Regions from separate parts of the Homo sapiens genome. Here region 2 is linked to region 1. The links are chromatin loops, found by intact Hi-C in ENCODE. Cell type or tissue: gastrocnemius medialis. All regions are shown on one strand.

Region 1 (8,000 bases):
GATCCTTAGGGTGTGGCTTCACCAGCCAGAAGCGTCTGTGGCTGGTGGCACTTATGCTTGAGTTTTGCTTATGCTCACTGGGATCGCCCACTTGGCCTGGCAGGCTGATCTTGGCTGGTGCTACCAGCCTGGATCCCATGCATGCCAAGAGCAAGCCAGGCATGAAGTGGCAGGGGTGTGGGTTGTGTCAGCGAGCGAGCGTGGAGTCTGGCCACTGTGCATAGCCAGGCAGGCTGGCTGCTGTGGCAGGGCAGGAAGCTCCAGGCATCAACACAAGCACTGGCTCTGTGCGAGGATGCGGCTAGACCAGATGTATTGCAATGGGCTTCCACTGCAGGCACCAGTGTCTGGACGAGGGGAACAGGTGGCGCCCAAAAGCTCAGAGATGCCAGGAACCGCAGAGTCCCAAAAAGAGTATTACAGCATGTCGAGCTCTGACTCAGGGAGCCCTGAGGTCTGGGCTCCCAGAAGGAGAGCCCTCTCTTCTTTCCTCCTCGTCCCAGTAAGGTGAGGTGGGGTGACGGGGGTTGGGGGCGGGGGAAGGTGGGGAGGGTGTTTCAGCCCGTTTGTGTTGCGGCTCTTTCAGTCCCACTGCCCTGCTTCAGCTCGGGGCTCCTGGGCTGGCCCCACCCCACCACTGCTTCCTGTCACATGGGACAGCTGCCTGGTGCCCATGGAGGGCAGAAGGGCTATAGTGTTACAGCCCCTTTAGCTCCTGCCACAGCTCGGGAGCCAGCTAGGAAAGTGTTACAGCTCCTTTTGCTCCTGCCATTCAGCGGGTCCTGGGTTCTTGTCCTGCTTCCAGGAAAAATGGAGTTATGCAGACAGCTAGAGGGTGAGCAAGGCAGAGGAGCTTTATTGAGCAGCGGTACAGCTCTCAGGAGAGAGGAGACCAGAAGTGGGTAGCTCCTATTCAGAGGCAGGTCGTCCTGAGTGTCTTGAGTCTGGCTGACTCCAGGGATTTTACAGGCTCAGAATGGAGGAAATGCTCAAAATGGAGGAAGTGTGTGCTGATTGGTCCATGGGCATGCCTGGAAAAAGCACCACTTGATTTGCCAAAAGGTATCAAGGAAGTTCTCACTGTGGGTGGGAGACTTTGTCCAGAACTGATAGCCCAGCCCCCAGGCTCCAGGGGACCCGCCCCTTCCCACGGAAGGAACCTGCCTGTCGCCCACCACCAACAACATGCTATCCATGGCACCCAGGCTGTCTGCGCAAGGGGCATCCTTAGGCCCGCCCCAAGCCACCCTCAGCCCCCCAGGCCTCCCTCCCGTACTCGTTGGCACCCAAAGTTTCAGCCTCAGAACCAGTTTCTGGAGGGGGCTGAGGTGGCGGTGGCAGGGCGGTGGTGTGTCAGTGCTGCCCCAAGTGTGTGCACACCTGGCCGGGTCACAACAGCACCTGGGCTCAGTTAACAGGATACGTCCGCAGCTTTGCTCTGCCATGGGGGCGGGTGCTGAGAGCGGGAAGAGGACAGGGAGTGAGAGCCTGCAGGGCTTCCCAGGGCCCTGAGAGTACAGGCATGCCTGGGTCCAGAGCCATGGCTGGGCGGCTGCAGCTGCACCCGGGAGCATGGGCTCCCACCCAACCACCCAACCAACTCCGTAGGGCATGGGGCTTTTGCTGGGATCAGCTGTTCCCGGCCCCGCCGGTTCCGTGGTGCATGCAGCCCTGGCTATGCCTCCCTCCCTGCAGCTGGTATCCTCACAGTGGCTACTCCAGGCAGGCCACCGCCACCATCAGTGTTGCCCAGGCTGGTCTTGAACTCCTGAGCTCAAGTGATCTGCCCACCTTGGCCTCCCAAAGTGCTGGGATTAGTGGCATGAGCCACTGTACCCAGCCCTCTTTGATTTTGACCCTAAGAAAGACAGGGAAATACATGAATATCTATTGGGAAATCTTTTTTGTTATTTATTTGTTATTATTTTTACCTTGCAGCTCCAGCTCAAAGGATGGGAAGTCTTTAAATAATAGAGATGTATATTTGCATCCTGCCTCCCAATGCCATACTTCCCAGAGATTGTTGCCATTTGGGGGCATGTCTTTCAGAGTTTCTTCTAGGTGATTTTGTAAATAAATGAATACTAGATACATACAGAAATATATATTTTTGTTCTGTGAGGTGTGTGTATGTGTGTCTGTCTGTGTGTGTCTTTTAATATCAATGAATTTATATGCCCTGTGTTAATTAGCAGCTTGCTGTTTTCAATTAATATGTATTGGAGGTCTTTGTCAATATAGCACATGTATTTCTATCTCAAACTGTTGCATAACATTCTATTGTATGCATTTGCTGCATTTTATTTACTCGTACCCTTGGAGATAAGCATTTAGGTTCTAGTTTTTCCTTCTTTCCTTTCTTTTCTACCTTTCTATATTGAATTACAATGGTCTTAATAGTATATTTAATAACATAAAATAACGTGTTACATCTGTTGAGGAGGAAACACATTATCCTCTACCTTCTCAGATTCTCTGGTTGGGACTAAGAATTAAACAGACATAAGATGGATAAACAGGAGAAAAGTAGACAAGCTTTATTAAATTTTTACATGTACATGGGCTTTCACATGACGCTCTAAAGAAGTGACTAGAGCAGAAATCTTTCTAAACATTTTTGACAAAGAAATTATACATTTATGAAGAAATAACAAGATAAAGGGGTTTGGACTGGAGGTAATAAATTGTGGGGAAATGACTGGGAGATATATGAATGGGGGTAAAACTAGTAAGATATAAGGATTATTTATTAAGTTTGTTTATGCAGATCCATTTCAATGTCGATTCCCAGTCTCTGGTGATAAGGATTTCTTGTCTTTCTGGTATAAGGAGGGCACCTTCCTCATGGGAAGTTTTATGGCCTATTCTTAAATAGAAAAGGGGAGGTCAGAGAGCCCTTCCTGCGTCAGCTCTTTCTCAAGTGCCTTCAGCTCAAAATAGTTAACATGCCAAAGCAGCATATTTTGGGGCAGCATGACCTTAACTCCTTCACATGAAACATGGGAGGAAATTTGAAAATTAAAGCTTGTGTTATCTTCTGTCAGAAAAAAAAGTATGTGTTTTCTAAATTGGAATCATTTAGATTTGCCCCAAAGGAAAAAAAGTCTTTGGTTACTTCTTAACGAAGGATTTATCTAACATTTATTATTCTGGAATAGATGGAAATCATGAGAGCTGGAGCCCAGTTTCTCTCAGCTTTGCTGAGTTCACTTGGTCATCTTGGCCAAGTTGGCATGAAGTCTACATCAGTAGAAAGTGAGGATCTAATATCACAACTTGCCTCATCCCACACTGCGCTCCCTTCTCCAATTACCTACAGCCTGAACCAATATGGCATTCAGCCAACACTTTTCAGGTCATGTGTGTTAGTCTTGTCAACTCAACCTTGACACCAACCCTGGAGGGCAGAAATCACCCCTTTTTCTCCTGAACAGTGCCTAGCTGATCCTTAGAAACATAGTTATTTACTTTCAATATGTGTTAATTATCTTTAAAACTGTATTTGCAGGTTAGCTTTATTTTGTTTAGAAAAAATCTTAGAATAAAAGTCTTACCACCTCTATAGCTGTATCAGAACTTCTTTTAAGTGTATCACTAGGCCGGGTGCAGTGGCTCACGCCTGTAATCCCAGCACTTTGGGAGACCAAGGCAGGTGGATCACCTGAGGTCAGGAATTCGAGACTAGCCTGGTAAACATGGTGAAACCCCGTCTCGACTAAAAATATAAAAATTAGCTAGGTGTGGTGGTGCATGTCTGTAATCCCAGCTATTTTGGAGGCTAAGGCAGGAGAATCGCTTGAACCCAGGAAGTGGAGGTTGCAGTGACCCAAGATCATGCCACTGCATTCTAGCCTGGGCAACAGAGCTAGACTCTCTCTCAAAAAATGAATAAATAAATAAATAAATAAACAAATAAATAATAAAAGAAGTTTAGATATATCCACAGAAATGGCAGAAATTTCATACCAAGGTTTGTCTAAACTTGGTTTCTACCTGGAATAAAGAATAATCTGCCAGGTATAGTGGGGCATGCCTGTAATCCCAGCTACTAGGGAAGCTGAGGTGGGAGGATTGCTTGAGGCTAGGAGTTTGAGACCAGCCTGAGCAACATAGCAAAACCCCATTTCTGGGGGGAAAAAGAATAATCTCACACATATTTCAAATGTATGTAGATTTATGTTGTGTGATTAAAATATGTTTATTTTAAAGAGTTATCTATGTTGTTATTGGCATTTTGTACTTTCTCTTCCGGGATACTTAAAGTGCAAATACTACCATGAGGAAAGAGGGAGTCTTACCAAATGAAAAAATGATCCTCATATTTACAAAACCCTGGCCAGGTGCATTGGCTCATGCCTGTAATATCAGCACTTTGGGAAGCTGAGGTGGAAAGATTGCTTTAGCCCAGGAGTTTGGGACCAGCCTGGCCAACATGAGACCCCATCTGTATAAAAAATGTCAAACATTTAAAAAACTAGCCAGGCATGGTGGTGCAAACCTGTGGTCCCTGCTACTTGGGAGGCTGAGGTGTGCTTGAGCTCCGGAGGTTGAAGCTGCAGTGAGCTGTGATAATGCCACAGCACTTTAGCATGGACAACAGAGTGAAACCCCATTTTTTAAAAAACAAAAAAAAAAATCAGAGAGAGAGGGCAGAGCAATATGGGTGAATAGAAGGCTCCACTGATTGTCCCCAGAGAGGAACACCAAATTTAATAACTATCTATACATAAAAAGCATCTTTCTTCAGGCAAGGCAGTCATGAAAGAAATAATATAAAATAAAGCACCTTCCTAAGAATGAAAAATCAGGTGAGCACTCACAGTGCCTGGTTTTAACTTCATATTGCTGACAGAGGCACTGAAGAGGGCAAGAAAGACAGTCTTGAATTGCTGATGGCACCCCACCCCTATCCTCTGGCGATGGCCGTAGGTGCAGAGAGAGAATCTGTGCACTTGGGAGAGGGACAGTGCAGTGATTGTGAGAGGCATTGAACTCAAAGCTGCCCTGTCACAACAGAAAGCAAAACTGGGCTGAACTCAAATGATGCCTGCCCATTGAGGGAGCACTGAGACTAGCCCTAGCCAGAGGGGAATGGCCCATCCCAACAGTCAGAACTTGAGTTCCAGCAAGTCTCATCATTATGACCTAAAATGCTCTGGGGCCCTAAATAAACTTGAAAGGCAGTTTAGGCAATAAGGACTGCAACTCCTACACAAGTCTTAGTGCTGAGTTGGGCGTGTAGCCAGTGGACATGAGGGACATGTGACCTACTGAGACACCAGCCAGGGCAACTACAGGAGTGCTTGCACTACCCCTCCCAAAACACCAGGCAGCACAGCCCTCAGCTGCAAAGGAGAAGCCTTACTTCTGCTTGAGGAGAGGAGAGGAAAGAGTAAAGAGGAATTTGTCTTGCAACTTGGATACCAACTCAGCCGCAGTAGGATAGGGCACTAGTCAGGGTCATTAGGCCCCCATTCCAGGCCCTAGTTCCCAGACAGTATTTCTAGACATACCTTAGGCCAGAAGGGAATCCACTGCCTTGAAAGGAAGGACCTATCCTGGGAGGAATCATCACCTGCTGATTAAAGAGACCTTGGGCCCTGAATAATCAGCAGCAGCACCCAGGCAGTACTTGCCATGGGCCTTGGGTAAGACTCAGAGATATGCTGGCTTTAGATGTGAACCAGCACAGTCCCAGCTATGGTGGCTATGGTGAGAGACTCCTTTTGCTTGAAAAAAGCTGAGGGAAAAGTAAAGAGGACTTGATCTTGCACCTTAGGTACCAGCTCAGCAACAGTGGGGTAGAGTAACAAGTGGGCTCTTGGGGCCCCTAATTAGAGGCCTTGGCTCTTAGATGGAATTTCTAAGCCTTCCCTGGGCCAGAAGGTGGACCATTTCCCTGAAGAGTGAGTCCCAGACCTGGCAGCCTTCAGCATAAGCTGACTGAAGAGCCCTTGGGCCTTAGTGAACCTCGGTGGTAGCCCGGCAGCACTCCCCTTGGGCCTGTGGAGGTGATGGCCATGGGTGAGTTTCCTCTGCCTGTAGAAAGGTGAGGAAAGCGTAGAAATAACTGTGTCACATAACTTGTGTGCTAGCTCAGCTGTGGTAGAATAGAGCACCAGGTAGATTACTAAGATTTTTGACTCTAGTCCCTAGTTCATGGATGGCATCTCTGGAAAAGAATAGGGTCTAGGGGAACTTGCTGCCCTGAAGAGAAGGACACAAATCTCGCTGGCTTTACCACCTGCTGATTGCAGAGCCCTAGGGCCTCGAGTGAACATAGGCAGTAGCCAGGTACTGGTTACAACAGGCCTTGGGTGAGACTCAGTGCTGTGCCAGCTTCAGGTCTGTCCCAACTCAGTCCCAGTGGTGGTGGCCACAGGGGTGCTTGTGTCACCCCACCCCCAGCTCCAGACAGCTCATCACAGAAAGACAGACTCCATTTGCTTGGAAGAAAGTAAGGAAAGAAACAAGAATCTGCCTGGTAATCCAGAGAATTATTCCAAATATTATTCAAGATTATCAAGGCAGTACCTCTATGAGTCTGGAAGAACCATAGTGTTACTGGGCTTGAGATGCCCCCTAATGTAGATATGTCTTAGATCTCAACACCCAAGTCTTTTTAAATGCCTGGAAAGAGTGCAGAGACTACCATAGATATCTGACTCTTCAATGCCCAAACGCCAATGAACATCCACAAGCATCAAGACCTTCCAGGAAAACATGACCTCACCAAATGAACTAAATAAGGGAACAGGGAACAATCCTGGAGAAGCAGAGATATATGACCTTTCAGACAGATAATTCAAAATAGCTGTTTGGGGGAATGCAAAGAAATTCAAGATAACACAGAAAAGGAATTTAGAATTCTGTCAGATAAGTTTAACAAAGAAATTGAAATAATTAGAAAGAATCTAGCAGAAATTTTGGAGTTGAAAAATGGAATTGACATGGTGAAGAATGCATCAGTCTTTCACCAGCAGAATAAATCAAAACAGAAGAAAGCATCAGTGAGCTTGAAGACAGGCTACTTGAAAATATACAGTCAGAGGAAACAAAAGAATAAAAAAATATAAAGTATGCCTAGAAGATCTAGAAATTAGCCTTAAAGGGGCAAACCTAAGAGTTATTGGCCTTAAAAAGGAGCTAGAGAAAGAGATAGGGATAGAAAGTTTATCCAAAGGAATAACACAGAACTTCCAAAACCCACAGAAAGTTATTGATAACCAAATATAAGATTATATAACACCAATCAGATTTAACCCAAAGAAGAACATCTCAAGGCATTTAATAATCAAACTCCCAAAGATCAAAAATAAAGGAAAGATTCAAAAAGCAGCAAGAGAAAAGAAACAAGTAACATACAATGAAGTGCCAATAAGTCTGGCAGCAGACTTTTCAGTGGAAACTGTACAGGCCAGGAGAGAGTGGCATAACATATTTGAAGTGCTTATGTAAAAAAACTCTTACACTAGAATAGTATATCTGGCAAAAATGTCCTTCAAGTATGAAAAAGAAATACTTTTCCAGACAAACAAAAGCTGAGGGATTTCATTAACATTAGACCTGTACTACAAGAAATGCTAAAGACAGTACTTCAATCAGAAAGAAAAGAACAGTAATGAGCAAGAAGAAATCATCTGAAGGTACAAAACTTACTGGTAATATTATAGTAACGCCACAGAAAAACACAGAATATTATAACACTGTAAGTGTAGACTTAACTACTCCAATCTTAAGTAGAAATACTAAAAAGATGAACCAATAAAAAAATAACTACAACAAGCTTTCAAGACATAGACGGTAAAATGAGATATAAACAGAAACAACAAAAAGTTTAAAAGTTGGCAGATGAAATTAAGGAGTAGACTATTGGTCTTTATTATTCTCTTTGCTTGTTTGTTTAAACAAGCAGTGTTGTTATCCGCTTAAAATCGTGGGTTATAAGATAGTATTTGCAAGCTGCACAGTAACTTCAAATCAAAAAACATACAACAGAT
Region 2 (8,000 bases), 99 kb before region 1:
AATCCATCCTCAAAAAATCACTTCTCAATGTTCCATCTACTATTCTACTACTCCTCAGGAATTTCTCAGGCCCCCTCTCTTCCCTACACATCAAGCTCAAGAATTTGCCCCTGCCCAGGACTGGCAAATTGATTTTACTCACATGCCCCGAGTCAGGAAACTAAAATACCTCTTGGTCTGGGTAGACACTTTCACTGGATAGGTAGAGGCCTTTCCCACAGAGTCTGAGAAGGCCACCATGGTCATTTCTTCCCTTCTGTCAGACATAATTCCTCGGTTTGGCCTTCCCACCTCTAAACAGTCAACCAGAAAGATCTCCTCACTGTCCTCTAAACAAACCAGGTTCATGGTTTTGTACCTGCTTCTGGTCTTGTCACTCTTCTCTTTAGAAACTCTCCTCCCCTTCTCTCCACAGATCCAAATTCCAGTGACCCCACAAGGTCATTCCCCTTTTCTGACTCCACCTGCCTATAGTGGCCTCCTCTTCTTTGCTGAACTCCTACTGCACTTGTCAGTAACATTCCACTGAGTTCTCAATGCTAGTGTGTCATTGTTTCTCTGTGCTTTCTATGTGTACATATTATGTTCTGTATGAGATTTCTTAGCCTCTGTAAATCCTTAGAATACCTAGCAGAGCTGAGCGCAGGGTGGAAGGTTGACACCCATGAACTATTTTTTATCTCGTAATATCACACATGGCAGCCATAATGCATTGCACCCCTTGCGGGATGAGGTGTGACAGCAAAACTGGCATAAATTTCTTCTTCCTTTTTCACAATTTCACAGCTACAAGATTCATTTTTACTATAGATCATGGTAACATCAGCACATAATTTTTTTTCTTATTAAGTAAAAAACTTACCTTTTCAATTAAAGGAAACACTTTCCAGCTGCTCTTTGGCATCTCTGAATTGCAAGCATCACTACTCTTGCACTTTGGGGCCATTCTTAAGTAAAAGAAGGGTTCCCTTAACACAAACACTGAGATACTGTGACTGTCCAACTGTTAAATAACAGGGCTGCCAAGTGACTCACAGGCAGGTACCACCACCTTAAACAGCGTGGATACACGGGACAAAGAAATCATTCATGTACCCAATGGGACAGAGCCAGACAGCATAAGATTTCGCCATGCTACTCAGAATGGAGTACAATTTAAAACTTATGAATTGTTATTTCTGGGTAATTTACTTAATATTTTTTGGAACATGGTCAACTGCAAGTAACTGAAACCTCAGAAAGCAAAACCATAGTGTCATGCGCATCTGTGTGAAGAGACCACCGAACAGGCTTTGTTTGAGCAATAAAGCTTTTTAATCACCTGGGTGCAGGCGGGCTGACTCCGGAAAGATAGTCAGCAAGGAAGATAGGGGTGGGGCAGTTTTATAGGATTTGGGTGGTTAGTGGAAAGTTACAGTCAAAGGGGGTTGTTGTCTTGTGGGCAGGGGTGGGGGTCACAAGGTGCTCAGTGGGGGAGCTTCTGAGCCAGGAGAAGGAATTTCACAAGGTTAATTGATCAGTTAAGGTGGGGCAGGATCAAATCACAATGGTGCAATGTCATCAGTTAAGGCATGAACCAGCCATTTTCACTTCTTTTGTGATGTTTCACTTGCTTCAGGCCATCTGGATGTATATGTGCAGGTCACAGGGGATATGATGGCTTAGCTTGGACTCAGAGGCCTGACATTCCTGTCTTCTTATATTAATAAGAAAAATAACATAAAATAGTGCTGAAGTGTTGAGACAACGAAAATTTTTAGGGGTGGTATGGAGAGATAATGGGCGATGTCTCTCAGGGCTGCTTCCAGCGGGATTAGGGTTGGCGTGGGAACCTAGAGTGGGAGAGATTAAGCTGAAGGAAGATTTTATGGTAAGGGGTGATATTGTGGGGTTGTTAGGAGGAGCATTTGTCATATAGAATGATTGGTGATGGCCTGGATATGGTTTTGTATGAATTTAGAAACTAAACGGAAGACACAAGGTCTGAATAAGAGAAGGAGAAAAATAGGTATTAAAGGACTAAGAATTGGGAGGACTCAGGACATCAAATTAGAGAGTGCCCAAGCAAGTAATTACTTGCTTGGTTGGCGAGTTTTTGGGCTCTATCCTTGAGTTTTTTTATGTTGTCATACACCAGGCCAGATTTATTTAGGTAAAAACAACACTGCTCATTTAAAAATATACAGAGTCCTCCTTTTTCAGCAGTAAGTCAAGGCCTTGGCAGTTTTGGAGGAAAGAGAAATGCAAAGCCAGCAATTGTTTGTTAAAGAAGGATTAGAAATGGCTAGGAGAGAGTGAGATTGATAGTGTGGTAGAGATAGCTGGGGAGAGGTAGAGGGTGGCATAAGAACGGGAACAAGAATAAGAGTAAGTATAAAACTAAAGAATAGGACTTCATCAGGGTGAAAGTATTGGAGTGTACTTTGCCACTGAAGTGAAAGGGGAGGTGCTAGGTTCTTTTTAACAACCAGCTTTCACAGGAACTAATAAAGTGAGAACTCGTACCCCGCACCCACCCTCCCAGACAGAGCATTAATCTATTTATGAGGGATCTGCTCCCATGACCCAAACACCTCCCATTAGGCCCCACTTCCAACACTGGGGATCAGATTCCATCACAAGATTTGAAGGGGACAAACATCCAAACTATAGCAGTGAGCAAATAAGCTTCTCCCTTAAACGAAAAACACACGGTACGTAATGCTAAAACCTCCCAGCTGTACCTTCTGACCTGTTGACTGGGCTTCCCATACACTCATTTTTCCTGCCCCTTGGGATTTTTAACTTCCAGTAAGACTCTTAAGTTAATTGCTTTTTCAAGGGCAACTTTAATCAGAATAGCCAGCTCTACAGACACATTACAGAAAAAGGAAAACCAGTTTTTTGTGTGTGTGTTAGGCTATTAAAAAAATAGTGGTGGGTTTTTTTTCCCCATTGGCTTTTTTCTCTCCATTATCATGCACGCCTTTCTGTTCAGGATTGAGGTCATCCATCTGCAATCTCATATCCTCTTGCTGGGTTCTGTCAAGTATTAGTCATAAGGCAGTCAGCTTGCTTGTGTACACTTCAACAGCTCTTTTTCACATCAAGCCTTCCAGTTGTCTCTGCTTATTTTAGCCGGGTGCTCAAAGTAGCAGCTGGTTGCCTGGCTATTCCTAGGCAGCTGAAAGCATTGTGAGGAGAACACAAATGAAGCAGGAAGGAATAATCTGAGCTTGATGCTAAGATTTTTGTCTAAGACCTTCTGACCAGGGTCTGTTTCCTAACTGCAATCTGTCCAAAATGTTACTTCCCATCACTCCACATATTATAGCTATCTGATAATTATTAAAATCTGAATATCAAAGTCATTTTTGTATGGAGGGAATAATTAACATATGTACCTTTCCAATATGGCCTTAAATACGCCCCCAAATTCCTTAGCTGTTAATTTTTTTCTCCCACCCTAAAATATAGGTATTTTTAATATTTACCCTGCCCATTTAATAGCAATAAGAGAAGTACATCAGTTACCTAAGTCAGAGATCAGCAAACTTCTTCTGTATAGGGCCAGATAGTCAAGCTTTGTGGGCCACACATTCTCCAATACAATTATTCAGCTCTGCTATGGTAGCATGAAAATATCCACATAATACGTAAATGAATGAGCATAGCTGTGTTCCAATAAAACTATTTATACTGTGGTATAATTTTTAAAAATCTATATTTAATTTCTGCCCTGGTTCCCATCATACAGCTCCTAAAATATGAGGCATTTCTAGAGTGGTAAGAGTATCTTTTGTACACTAATGAGATGACTGGTGGCCCCTAAATAGCTTCAGGATGGGGATTGGTCAGAAAAACTAGGGCATGATTAGAGAGTTGGAACTTTTAGCCACATTTCTTAATCTCTAGGGAGGGGAGACAAGCTGAAGGTTGAGCTGATCACCAATGGTCAACTGTAGGACCTAGATTTTAGTATCTGTGGGAGTCTTGGAAATAATCCCCTTCGATTACTATAACCATAATCAGTCATGTCTACATAATGACCATAATTACCCAAAAGGACTGAGTTGGAAAAGCTTCTAGATAGCTGAACTCATGGAGGTGCCTGGAGGTGGTATATCCGAAGAGGGCATAGAAGCTCTGTGCCCTTTTTCACATACCTTGCCCTATTCATCATTTCCATCTGGCTATTCATCTGCATCCTTTATACTATTTATTTATTTATTTTTGAGATGGATTCTAACTTTGTCACTGCACCATGAGTGCAGTGGTGCAATCTCGGCTCACTGCAACCTCTGCCTCCCAGGTTCAAGCGATTCTTCTGCCTCAGCCTCCAGAGTAGCTGGGATTACAGGCACGCGCCACCACACCCAGCTAGTTTTTGTATTTTTCGTAGAGACAGGCTTTCACTATGTTGTCCAGGCTGGTCTTGAACTCCTGACCTCAAGTGATCTGCCCACCTCAACCTCAAAAGTACTGGGATTACCGGCAAGAGCCACCATGCCTGGCCTGTACTATTCTTTATAATAAACCATTAAATGTAACTAAAGTGTTTCCCTGGATTCTGTGAGCCACTAGCAAATTAATCAAACCTGAAGAGGTGGTTGAGGGAACCTTGATTTATAGCCAGTCAGAAGCACAAATAACAACCTGGGGCTTTCTTTGTTTTTTTTTTTTGTTTGTTTGTTTTGAGACAGCGTTTCACTCTTGTCCCCCAGGCTGGAGTGCAATGGCGTGATGTTGGCTCACCGCAACCTCCACCTCCCGGGTTCAAGCAGTTCTCCTGCCTCAGCCTCCTGAGTAGCTGGGATGACAGGTGCTTGCCACCACGCCCAGCTAATTTTTTGTATTTTTAGTAGAGACGGGATTTCACCATGTTAGCCAGGCTGGTCTCGAATTCCTGACATCAAGTGATCCACCTGCCTTGGCCTCCCAAAGTGCTGGGATTACAGGCGTACGTCATCACACCTGGCCCTACAACCTGGGGCTTTTAATTGGTATCTGGAGTGCGGGCAGTCTTGTGGGACTGGGCCCTTAACCTGTAGGGTCTGATGCTATCTTCAGGTGGATAGTATCAGAATTAAATTGAATTATAAGACACTCAGTTGGCGTCCACTGGAGATTTGCTTAGTATGTGGAGAAAAACCTTTACACATCTGGTCACAGAAGTGTGCAACGGTGAAAAACAGTTTGTGCTTTCAAATTTGAATTTCATATAATTTTCATGTGTTACAAAGTATTTTTTTCATTGACTGTTTATAATCAGTGAAAAATATAAAAATCTATTCTTAGCTCAGAGGCTATACAAAAATAAGAGGGGAGGAAAGCAGGCCTGATCTGGCTCATGGGCCATACTTTCCCTACCTTTGGCCTAGGTTGGCAAACTGTAAACTTGAGGTTACAGTTATTAGAACCTAATATCCAATGTGATGGTATTAAGAGGTGGGGCCTTTGGGAAGTGATTAAATCATGAGGCGTTCACCTTCATGAAGGGAATTAATGCTCTTATAAAAGAGACCAAGGAGAGTTTGTTTGCCCCTGCTGCCATGTGGGGACACACAGAAGGCACCATCTACGAAGAATGGGCCCTCACCAGACACCAAATCTGCTGGTGCCTTGATCTTGGACTTCCCAGCCTCCAGAATTGTGAGCAATACATTTCTGTCATTTGTAAATTGCCCAGTGTAAGGTATTTTGTTTTAGCAGCCTGAATGGACTAAGAGAGTAAGCATATATTATTTATGCATTCTGAAAGGAACAATAACACTATTTTTCCTTCAAAGAAAATGTTTAACTTTAATGTTCATTGAAGTGCTAATTCTAATATTAAAAAATTAAAAACAACCTAAATATCCAATAAGAGAGAAGGCACTAAGTGCCTCTGTACATCAGAATACTAATTGGCCTTTAAGATGATGTCGTCAGTGGTAGAGAATGCTGGTTTTTGAAGTGGATAGACCTGAGTATACATTCAGACTCTCATTTACCAGCTGAGGATCTAAAGCAGCCCCCTTCAATTTCCTGGATTTTTCTCATAAGTAAAATTGAAAAGGTAATGTAACTTTGTTATCGTGTCATGCTTAACATACAGTAAGACTCTTTTAATATTATCTATCACAATTGTTATTTGGGGGGATTACATGGGATTTAAAATTTTTTATGCAATGAATATGTATTTTTTCATAATAATAGAAAATGACTTTTTTATTATAATGAAAGAATTTCCCTCTGTAGAGAGAAATCATTTCTAAAAATTACAGTCACTATGGCATCTACAGCAAAGTACCTGTAGCAGTACAATGTAGGTTAGGCTTGGGAGAGAAAGGCTTGCTGCGGATACCAATGACAGGTGAAGTCCATATGTCTCTCTGGTGCATCCCAGGGAGAAGTACTGGACAGGCCTACCTATGACAGGCCTTCTCTATGAGAAAAGACAGAAGAGAGGCCAGATGGAATAGTCACTAGAGAAAAAAATGAGTTCTATTCTCTAGTAGGGAAAAAGCAAGACACACTGTAGCTTGGTCAAGAAATAGTTATGGAATGAATGAATGAATATCAAGATTGTTCATTTATAATCTGATTGTTTGGACCATAGAGTGTGAATTAAGAAGAAAATTCCTTATTCTATATTTTTGAAGAGGAACTTGAATTGTGGAGAAATTGTATGGAAAAATATTCATAATCTGATTAAAGGGTTTATAAGGATGTGACTGGTGTGATCCATTTATTCATTCAATAAATAAGTTTTATTGAGCATCTACATTGTGCCTGCACTCATGATATGCCCAATCACAAATCAAGATAAGTCTTGTTTTTAATTTGGATAACTTTGCCCTCTAATCCCAGTTGTATGATATTTGTGTTCGCTATGTGGTTAGCAGTTTAAGAAGACAATTTAAATGGTCTTTGGAACTTATCTCACTGGATGAGAAGTTGAGTTAGGATCAGTAAAATATCACTAACTGTACCTAGGCAGTGTGATGTAGTATATACCCAAGTGTGAGCTGTGACATCAGACTACCTGAGTATCAAAATCTGTTTCTACCACTCACCGGCCATGTAATATTAAGCAGTTTCTTCATCTCTTTAAATGTCCATGTTTTAACTGTAAAACAGGGATAATAGTAGCATTGACTTAAGAGGATTCTTTTTTCTAAGTAAGAATATTATACAAAGAATGCCTTGCATGGTGCCTAACAATAGCAAGCACCAATGACTAATAAATGTCAGCTATTGTTATTATTTTACCCTTGTGTAGCACCATAAAGAAGGAGACAATTGAAATGGAGCAAACTAGGACGTGATGGTGAACAGCTGTGGGCCCAACTACTTGGGAGGCTGAGGCAGGAGGATCCTTTGAGCCCAGGAGTTCAAGGTTGCAATGAACTATGATTGTGCTACCACACTCCAGCTTGGGTGGTAGAGCAAGAACCCATCTCAAAAAAAAAAAAAAAAAGAAAGAAAGAAAGGAGCAAACTGGAACTGGGCCTGAGAAGACAATCAAAGTACCAAGATTACAGCTTGTTGACATCTCCTGCTCAAGACAGAACTTCAATGACTAAACTTTCACAGAAGATTCTTCAAAGAGGGTATTACAGTTTTGTATGCATAGATTTGGCCTTATCAAGGGGCATGATTTTGGAACCACATGACTACTAGCAAGTGGTCTTCTTAGGGGTGACCCACACTTAGAAAAGGGATAACCATCAACATCAGGAGAACTTAATAGGGGGGTCATTGTGAGGCAGAGCTTCTTTGAGAAACTCCCTTCCTTCCTACCTTCCTTCCTTCCTTCCTTCTTTTTCTCTCTCTTTCTTTCTTTCTCCTTTTTTTTCTTTGAGACACAGTCTCACTCTGTCACTCAGGTTTGAGTACAGTGGTGCAATCACAGCTCACTGCAACCTCTGCCTCCCAGGCTCAAACAATCCTCCCATCTCAACCTCCCACAGACCTAGGACCACAGATGTGCAGTGCCACACCTGGCTAATTTTTTTGTTTGTTTTATTTTTTGTAGA

The links. A loop is a pair of places that touch in the nucleus more often than their neighbours do. Peaks named below come from ENCODE experiments on the same cell type or tissue, not always from the same donor. Only the 100,000 strongest peaks of a DNase experiment are listed, where the experiment ranks them.
Region 2: it touches region 1 in a loop (5-fold over the local background); 3 of 110 quality-filtered maps call a loop at or near these places.

Annotation. Positions count from the first base shown.
Region 1 is chr4:88,237,676-88,245,675 of GRCh38, reverse strand. No RefSeq gene overlaps it. Among named protein-coding and RNA genes, the nearest start is that of PPM1K, 43 kb to the left of the region's middle. RefSeq lists an enhancer at 1,013-1,545. In gastrocnemius medialis, no CTCF peak of the experiment used is centred here; DNase peaks (open chromatin) are centred at 355, 665, 3,305, 5,285 and 1 weaker place; H3K4me3 peaks cover 1,062 bases; H3K27ac peaks cover 2,951 bases.
Region 2 is chr4:88,336,466-88,344,465 of GRCh38, reverse strand. PPM1K-DT (PPM1K divergent transcript) reads right to left here. Exons shown (of 5, transcript NR_134238.1): 4 at 3,514-3,604; 5 at 2,809-3,163. Among named protein-coding and RNA genes, the nearest start is that of HERC6, 38 kb to the left of the region's middle. In gastrocnemius medialis, no CTCF peak of the experiment used is centred here; DNase peaks (open chromatin) are centred at 2,565 and 3,115; H3K27ac peaks cover 3,031 bases.